Linked DNA regions of Mus musculus: region 1 is linked to region 2. Evidence: chromatin contacts called from ENCODE Hi-C or POLR2A ChIA-PET data. All regions are on one chromosome and are shown on one strand. The core of a region is the stretch at or near the end of the contact, and the rest is flanking DNA. Distances in the headings are between cores, read along the strand shown.

Region 1 (4,840 bases), core at 1,529-4,028, 42 kb after region 2:
CTGTACTTCTCATTCTTATTCCTTGAATATATTTTTACCTCCTATTTATATCTTTCTCAAGACTCAAATTTCTTTTTCTATTGCTTCTCTCCATAGCTTCTGACATATATCAGAACGACCACCAGGAAATGAATGTCATCACTCAGCATAACTTCCCTTCAGCATTTTTCAAGAATGACATGCCTAATACAAGGTTACTACATGAGAAAAAAAACCAAAAACCAAACCAAACCAAACCAAAAACCCATTAATTCCTTCCCTCAGATGGTCACTCAGAAAAACAAAAACAAAAATAAAAAGAAAGGGGTCAGGAATGGAAACCATGAAATATTAGACTCCTCCCCAATGAGGAGGAAGAAGTCTCAATTTAGCAGTTTGGTTTCGTGGCTGGATGGCACACCTGTGAAGGGCAGTGGAGGATGCGGTTGCCATTATCCGTGTGTGGGACTGGAATTCCGTTCAGGCTAAAGGTAAAGAAACATCCCTCACATAGCTGAACCTGTGCAGTGAGGACTAAGAGGGAAGTGTATATCATGGAGGCTGCACCAGTCAAGGATTAAAGAGGGAAATGGGGAATGAATGACTCAAGTCCCAGACTGAATGTTTAAGAAGCACAAATGGGAAGAATTCCAGGAAAACCAGAAGACACATCAAGAGGTCCCAACAGAAACTAATACAAATGAACAATCAGAGAAAATAAACATTCCCTGCAAATGTGGAGGAATCTTCAAGCAAGACAAAGCGTAAAGTCCCTACACACACAGTAATGCAGAGGACTATCTATCTGATCACCAAAATTTAACGCCTTTAACAGAAGCATGTGAGCAGGAGATTTTTAAAGTACACATCAAATACAGTCAATAAACCTTCTCAAGTATATGTTTTAAATGTGAGCCATGTCAGTTAGACGGAATTCTGTCAGGCTGGTACTAAGCCAAGTGACAGAAGCCATCAGAAATAGTGTATCCATGAACTGTTTTTTAAAACCTTTAATAATTTTTACACAGAATCGTACTTAGCTTAAGTTCATCTTGAGTAATCTATAATATGGAAGATGACCTTGAAGTCCTAATCCCCCGCCTTCACTTCACAATGCAGAGATAACAAGGATGCTCCAAGAAGAGGCTTCAGTTTTGGTTTGGTTTGGTTTCTTTCAATCACAGGTGTGTTTAAAGTATATATACTGGAAAGGTCTGTAAGTTACAGGACAGCATGCCTCTGCTTCATGCCTACTTCTTAGGAAACCACTTTTGGTTCACAAGGTAGTGTACTCTTCCCACTTTAGATAATGGAAAACACAATGCTGTTCTTGTCCTGTAGGCCAGTGACATTAACTAGGAAGTCTCTGTCTTTTACATAACAGTTACATAGTCCACAGAAATATTCATACTGAAGGTGGCTTAAAACCCATGTTCCTTATGAATAATAGGCTTTAATGCCACACAAACACTTGATTTGACTTAAAGTGTTGTGAACTACAAAACTATACAAGAGACAGGCCAAGGAGTCTATTATGGGCAAGGGACCCTAACTGAGCAAAAGCTCTTCAAATTCACCTTTCAATCTTTCTGACGTGGATAAACTGGCAAATGTTCAGGGAGCAACAGGGAACCTGAGTGCCACAGTCGGGGCAGTGATAGAGTAGTTGTTAAGGGAGGTTTAGATGTGCAGTGTCCAGAGATAGAAGAGAAGCTCACAATTGAAGAGCAACGTAAACACTGTTAGGTATTCAAGGTCACTTCTCCTCCCCAGGGACACTCAAGTCCTTTCCCCGAAGTCACTAATAATCTCCAGGCCATCTCTCTGCTCCCATCACCCCCTCATTTGTTTCAGAAAAGGAGTCCAAGCTTCTGACATTACACAATCTCTGACATAAGTGGATACGGTATTTTCTAGTATTTTACTCTACAATGTAGGATCAATAATATCCTGAATAAGCCTTCTCCTTTAGAACATTAGACTGTCTCTACATGTGAGTGTTAAGTGTGAAGATATAGATCACGGAGGTGGCCATGAAATATTCTCATTCAAAACAACACACCAAAAAAAACCTAACAATTTATTCCAAAGAGAATGGTACTAACATCCTATACACCAACCTCCTTAGCAGAACTCTGTCCCTGGAAACGAGGAGCAGCTATTAACTCAAACCAAGAATATTAGGCTGGCCATAAATAGGAGGTGCCAGATCTCCACTCGATCTAGAAGTTCTGAGAAATCTGACCACAGTCAAGTGGCCAAGTGATCACAGCCAACAGACTTCCTAAGGCAAGCAGGAATGTGGGCTCCCATTTACACCTCTGGCGCAAGGAGAGGGCCGGCCCACCCTGCGGGGGGGCAATACTGAACCTTCCACCATTCCACATTTCTGTGCTACAGAGCCAGCTCTCCCACCCCAGAAGCGTATACAGCCGCGTCCTAACAAAGCTTTCACTCACAGCGCCACCCCCATACTGCTCTCCCCACCCAGATTTGCATCCAGGCTCAGTTGGCCCAGCTTAGGTCAGCAGCACAGCATCACCAACTCGGCTTCTCCCTGCCTCTGGTCCACCTCGGCTCCGCTCCCTCCAAGCTGGACCACTCCCCTGCACATTCCCTCAGGCTGCACTGCTCCCTGGACCAACCTCCATGTCAGAGATCCGATCGAGAGCGAGGAGCAGGACACAGCACCGCTAACTTAGGGGAAGACAAACGTCTGCAGACGGGATGCGGAAGTGCGGTTCGCAGAGCGGCTGCTTGTGACGTCACAGAGGGCACGACTACATTTCCCAGAGTTCTGTGTTCTCCCTACTGACAGCGGAGGAGGGTGGAAAGAAAGGAGAGGTGTCAGCACTGGGACAAAAGCCCACAGTCAGGCTGCTTTAAAAGTTCCGGTTGTAAAACGGACGTGCTAGAACATCCGTTGAGGCTTTGATAGGAGGGGTTATTAGTTGTATCTGGTCAAACTGTAGTTTAAAAACTCGTCTACTAATTATAAAATTGGAACCTGCACCAAAAGTTGACAATCATTTAATTGTACTTTAAAATAAGGAAACAAGAGGCTAAAGTGGAGTGAGTGCTATTACTTAGAGATGCTTTTTGACATCAACTTCGGTGTTTAAAATGAAAGGATTACAAATCCAAAGCGTTCTAGGCACTTTACAGAGACCTTGTCTCAAAATACAAAGTACAAAACTAGCAAAGGGGGTAGACTACGTGCCTAGAATGAAGGAAGACTTAATTTAATGCTCAACTTGTACATACTCCATTTTTCCATGTGTGCTGACAAGCCTGTGAGCATACATGCATTAGACTCCACAGCTGGGAAAACAAACAAAAACACTTTCCTGTGAGCACTGGAATCCATACAGTGAAGGAGGTAGGTCAGAGACATAGACGTTAAAAAAAAAAAATCTCTGAACGAGGTTATAAGTACTACCCTCACATTTACATGTGAAGACTTTCCAGAATCCATTGGTGGATCCTTGATCTCTCCATTTGTCCCTTGCTTACACTTTCATTCATTAATCTGCATAAGAACTTTAATTTTATGAGAACTATACCAGAACATCACCCACGTCTCCCTGGTTCACCACAAACAGAGAAGTGTTTAACAGCAGGTGGTCTCTGAGCCTGTGAGTATCTCTTCTGCTTCTCTCCCAAGGAGGGCACAGTTCTTAGCATTGTACGGACTTCTGGTCCATCATCCATTGTAGAATTTCTCTCTGCATTAGGCATGGGGTATCTTGCTCTGTAGACCAGGCTTGCATTGGACTCAAAGATCCCCCTGATTCTGCTTCCCAAGTGCGGGGATTAAAGGCATGTGCTACCACTATCCATGGTATTTTTATCACTGTGGAGAACTCAACTTCTCTTTTCCTACTTAGTTCTCCTTGCAGTGATTAAGCATGTGTTGTAACCTCCGAATTGCTGATACTAGAGAGATACTTTAGTGTTGTGCACAGTTTGTCTCTGCATTTTTTGCTCCCACCCCCCACCCCCCTGGCCAGAAGCTCCCATCTTCCCTCTAGCCCTAGACAAGTATGCTACACAGACAGCTGGTTTCTGTGCTGTGTCCTCCTGCAGCAGCCTGAAACTCCCTCCCCCCACCTCTAGCATTAGAATGGCACTACCCATAAAACTCCCCCTTAATGAGGACATTCTGAGGAGACATCCTCCCTGCCTTTGTGTCTCTAAAAACCAACACTCCTGCTGAGGAACTGCAGAACTCCAGGTGCCTGTCCTTGAGACCTTAGAGAAATAACAAGCTCAAGGGAGACCATGGGGAAAAAAAAGTAAACAGAGGTCAAGCTCTCCTTAAATGCTATTTTCCCACTGGACTTTCTCCTTTCAGATGAATTCACACTTTTGGAAGAATAGAGTCTTTCATGGACGGGGGTCTAGGCTTAGGGCACCTTTCCTGTTGCCTCAATATGGAGAATTAGGGTTCCCCGTTTAGAGCCATTCTTTCAATAATTACCTAGAATTTCAAATGGCCTTTTCTGTAGTTTGAACATGATGAATGAAAGATAACAGCAGCAGGAAGACACCTACTGATCTTAGGAAAGAACTCAGGATAGCTGCATCTCTGCAGCACTGACTTGCAGGCAGCTCCACAGGGGAGGGAGACTCCTCACCTATACTCTTTACCTCATGTATAACCTGGGCGGGGCAGACCTGTGGATTTTGTAAATATCTCGTAATTCAAGATGCCTATCAGCGCTTGCTCATTTCCTGAGTCTTAATGAGCCTCCTTTTAGGAGTGAAACTTCGGGTTCAAAAGGAAGTGCCACACAAGCACTCAAATTCATCCTGCGCACTGTTGGACATTGGTTCTAAAGCTTTGAATCTGCGTGTCCAG
Region 2 (4,536 bases), core at 1,315-3,814:
AAAAGAATTCAATATAGACGCAGTGCTCACCCAGGAACACAAGGTGGCTATAATTCTCCAGCATCACGTCTCTGTACAGATCCCACTGAGCAGGACCCAGGTAGTCCCTCTCTTCTGGAGAAAAATCAATGGCCACATCCCGGAAGGACAGCATTTCCTGAAATAACGACTAATGAATGATTCCACACTGTTAATTGATTAAACAATTAATAATAATATAAATACCAATAGACTTCAATGTCATAAGCCAATTGGTCACAAACAATTGGTTTGACTGAGAAGTGGAGAAAACAGGGACCACACAACAGACAGGGTGAAGAGTCTGCAATGTGCCCTGTTTGACCCAGAGCTCCCCAATTCCATTTTCAATGTTTATGTTATAGTGCAAGTATTGAAGAAACACTTCCATAAGACTATACAGGGACATCACAGAACCTGCCACATTCAGTGACATCACATTCAGGGACATCACAGAACCTGCATGCCACATTCAGTGACAGAGTTGGCTGAACAGAAATACCAGACTATACAGAAGCCTGGAACACAAGGCTGTGAATGGAGAGAAATGCACACAGCCTGTCGGGTGAGCAGAGCTCCCTCCATAGACCTTCACCACCCTCAAATCAGTAAAATCCCTAAGCCCACATCAGTCCTCACACCAGCTCATGTCTCCATCCCGGAAGGGGTTCACACGCTCTCAACTTCACAGTCTCGGGTGGAACAGGAGAGTTGGTAGCTTCTATTATTTTTCACTCAGCACTGTAGGATTAACCTTGCTGGAACAAAGCTCAGAGTATCCTGTGATGGCATTGTTCTGCCTCCCTTTGGGAGCCTTAGTGTGAGGATTCAGTTCAGAGTGGTAGACATTTTGTTATGAAGTTGAAAACCAGAAGCTAACATTGAGATGTTGAAGGAAAAAAAAAATTTTCACAGCAGGGCCAGACTTCCAGTCTCTCAGATAGGAGAGAACAGAGAAGCCACAATATCTGAAAGCCCAGAGAATTTATTGTAAATACAGATGTTTGGTTCAACAGGTTTGTCAGTCAGGACAGACAGCTCATTCACAAAATCCACAAATCTGAACTGTACATTTACGAAAGAGTTTGACCAAGGGTCAGGAACTGAAACAGGCAGTGTGTGTGCAATCTTACAGTGAGGGCACCTCTGGTGTCCTTTGTTAACACCTTGTGACAGATTTTACAATCCCATGCTTTACAACCTCTAAGGTTCCTAACCCTGGAGGCAATTTTTTAAAATCTGTCTTTCTTAGGAAGATTTTAATTAATCCTCCATTGAGAAACAGCTCAAGCCGGGCGTGGTGGCGCACGGCTTTAATCCCAGCACTCGGGAGGCAGAGGCAGGCGGATTTCTGAGTTCGAGGCCAGCCTGGTCTACAAAGTGAGCTCCAGGACAGCCAGGGCTATACAGAGAAACCCTGTCTCGAAAAAACCAAAAAAAAAAAAAAAAAAAAAAAGAGAAACAGCTCAATATCCTTTTAGCAAACATGGGTGTCAAGCTACTTTCAAGTGAGGAACTGAACAGCCTCCATGAGGGATTCCTATTCCAAGTGAATCTTCTTTAAATCCACAATTCATTTCAAAGAAAGTGGGATAAATATCACGTACACCAATGCTCCCTTCAGGACTCTGACCCTGGAACCTAGCAAGTTCTGTCACCTCAAAGCAAGACAAGAATAACTGCATGTGCGATGAATTAAAGACTAGCTCCATTTCCAACTGAGCGTTGTACAACACAGCAACAAAAACAAACAGCAAACAATAGTAACCGGACATGCATTCTGCTTTTTTTAATCTCTCTTAGCTGTGCTTGCTCAGAAAACAAACAAAAAATATAATGCCTTATGAAGCAGACCATCCCAAGTTGAGACAACTGTGTTTTGTGACTTAAAGAATTCCAACCCCTGTCTACCCTTTTGCAGCAGTTCTCAAACTGGCAAAGGAGATTGTGGCTCTAAATAAAGCAGTTTTGTTTCGTTGGTTTGTTTTTTACCTTTTAATTCCTAGTTTTATTTGGTGATCTTTCTCAGTGGTCCTGAACTCCGTAACAGACAGCCATAAAGTACAGAAAGGACCAGATCTCCTCTTATCTAAACATACTGAGCGATCCAGTAACATCCACGTGAGAGTGACCCAGCTAATACTTCCACCAGAAAGCTGGAAAGTGAACGCCCAGAATCACCATGACCAGGCAAAGACCTTCACCCAGCCAACATTGCCTAGGCAATCCTTGAACTTACAAGCTTCTCCATTCCTTGAATTCTGTCGGTCTAAACAGAGGTCAGTCCCACTAACCCCCGCAGCGCCCTCTCACCAGCCCTGTCCAGAAAGCTCCTCCAAATCAGCTCCTCCCAGCTTCCATTCCACCCGGTCCCTGTTCCCTCCGGACCTATGCACCCCGCACAGACCCTGGGGTGACTGAACCCTGGACCAACCTCCATGTCAGAGATCCAACGGGAGAGCACAGCAGGACCAGAGTCTGGCCCAGCTTTGGATAAGAGCCGCACATGCTTACCAAAAGCTGAACTCTTGTTTACCAAAGTACCGATCTGTGACGTCACCGTGCTACAGACTACATTTCCCACAAGTCTGTGCGATGGCGTTGCAGGAGTCTTAGGAGAGTGAGTTGTACTACAAAATGGTCCTGGATTTCTGCATTGATGTCTGTCACCTAGTTAGTGTCGCCTAGTTAAGAAGCATGGAGGCCACGAACTGAGCCCAGTTCTAACGAGCCGAGTGCATTCCTCAGTTTCTGTGGTCCAGCTTAAAGGGGCAGAGGATTTTCTTGGCAAAGTTCTTAATTTCTTCATTTCCGGTGAAATTTACAGCTATTTGAGGAAACTGCCTCAAGGCTTTGGCTTAATACCCAGTACTGCACATACTTAAGTGAGCCGCGTTCTCCTGTATTGACACCCTGTGTGAATATTTGTCAGTGTACTGAGTTACCAAGATGGTAAGAGATAGAGACACTCCAGGATGTGATAAGCTTTAGCAAAAGCCGCCGGGGAATCAGCTTCTGATGGACTGACAGCCAATGTGTCGGGTTTACCAGGATTGTTTTATAACTGAGGTTATGCTAAGCTTTTGATATTCCCAAAGAAGACAATGCCATGGATTTTAGGTAACAATCACGGATTATTTACAGGAGATCACCACAAGGCTTAAGCGCCATCACTCTGGATGCCCTGTGCAATGGCTCTTCTAGAAATCAACTACAAGCCGTACACAGATCACAAGCCACTGCAGGAAATCGTTTTCATGTGAATATTGGAATCCATTCGTGTCGGAGGTTAGTCAAGAGAAACAGACTAAATCATCGAACAATTTTATTTATTTATTTAGATTTTTCGAGACAGGGTTTCTCTGTTTAGACCTGGCTGTCCTGGAACTCACTTTGTAGACCAGGCTGGCCTCAAACTCAGAAATCTGCCTGCCTCTGCCTCCGGAGTATCGAACAATTTTAAAGTCCTCCTCTCTGTTGTTTATCAGTAAAGATCGCCCAGATCCATCGCAGATCCTTTGTCCATATTTTCAACCTTTAGCTTATGTAAGTGTTGTGGGTTGTCCTGATGTTGTTTGAATTTTCATGTTAATTCTGCATCCTCAAGAGGGGTGGCCCCCGGGAGAGTGGTGGATCAAGTACTCAGGTGCTCTCCTGTGAATCTTCTCCCCATTTACTGGTCAATAAAAGCAAAAGCCTGTGATTGGGCCGTGGAGAGGAAAGGTGAGAGAGGAGATCTTGGAGAGCGAGAGATGGGGAGGGAGAGATGACAGGAGAGGAGGAAGCAGCAGCTAAGATGGAGCTGAACCACGTGACCAGGAGAAACTGCAGATAACCAACGGTCTCCTAGCTGGGGATAAGTTAGTATAGTTCTGCCAATCTAGGTTTATTGCTTATAAATATAATAACTGGATTGTATGTGTTTTTGTACGGGACTATTGGAGTTGAAGATTACTGTTACATGTAAGAAAGTTAGTTTTAGTGAGTCTCAGAAATATTTCTCTTAGTTACTGTACCTCACTTTGGAACTTGGCCTTTACATGAACCTGATGAACAGAAGTCTGTAAGATTCTCTGAATAATCTGAAGCACAAAGTGGAACTCAGTGATTTTGCTTCATATGGATCTGATTTGCGTTTGCTTACTCCTCAGCCATCTACTTATCTTTCACATTTACATGTATTCTTGTGTTCAAAACCATGTTTTACGGCATGTATGGCCAGCAAGCTTCCATAATAGTTCATTTCCTGTCCCTGGCCATCTTGTTTGCAATCTTAATTTCTCTAAGTATTTTATACATTGTTTAATTAATACCCATAAATACACTGTTCAACAGCCTCACTCTTGTTTCTGACTTTCCATAATATTAGTCATCATAGAACTAGGGAAAAAAATACAATGACACATAAAAGAACAGAGATTAAAAAAGCAACGACAGAGAAATGACATTTGAGATATATCTTAGCCGGGCAGTGGTGGCACATGCCTTTAATCCCAGCACTTGGGAGGCAGAGGCAGG

Evidence for each region. Hi-C counts contacts between places; a loop is a spot of excess contacts on that map. ChIA-PET counts read pairs that join two places held with the same protein, here RNA polymerase II (POLR2A).
Region 1: a loop to region 2 is called in a map of left cerebral cortex, with 5 times the contacts of the local background. The contact joins the promoter of Zfp87 here to the promoter of Zfp874b in region 2. A Hi-C loop is called at or near these places in 5 of 37 maps with a recorded cell type or tissue (adrenal gland, heart and left cerebral cortex). POLR2A ChIA-PET finds 5 or more read pairs at or near these places in 3 of 5 experiments (Patski and embryonic stem cell).

What each region holds. Positions count from the first base shown.
Region 1 is chr13:67,523,453-67,528,292 of GRCm38, forward strand. Zfp87 (zinc finger protein 87) reads right to left here and starts at 2,779. Exons shown (of 4, transcript NM_133228.3): 1 at 2,625-2,779. The coding sequence starts at 2,630.
Region 2 is chr13:67,481,689-67,486,224 of GRCm38, forward strand. Zfp874b (zinc finger protein 874b) reads right to left here and starts at 2,565. Exons shown (of 4, transcript NM_001076791.2): 1 at 2,453-2,565; 2 at 31-157. The coding sequence starts at 2,458.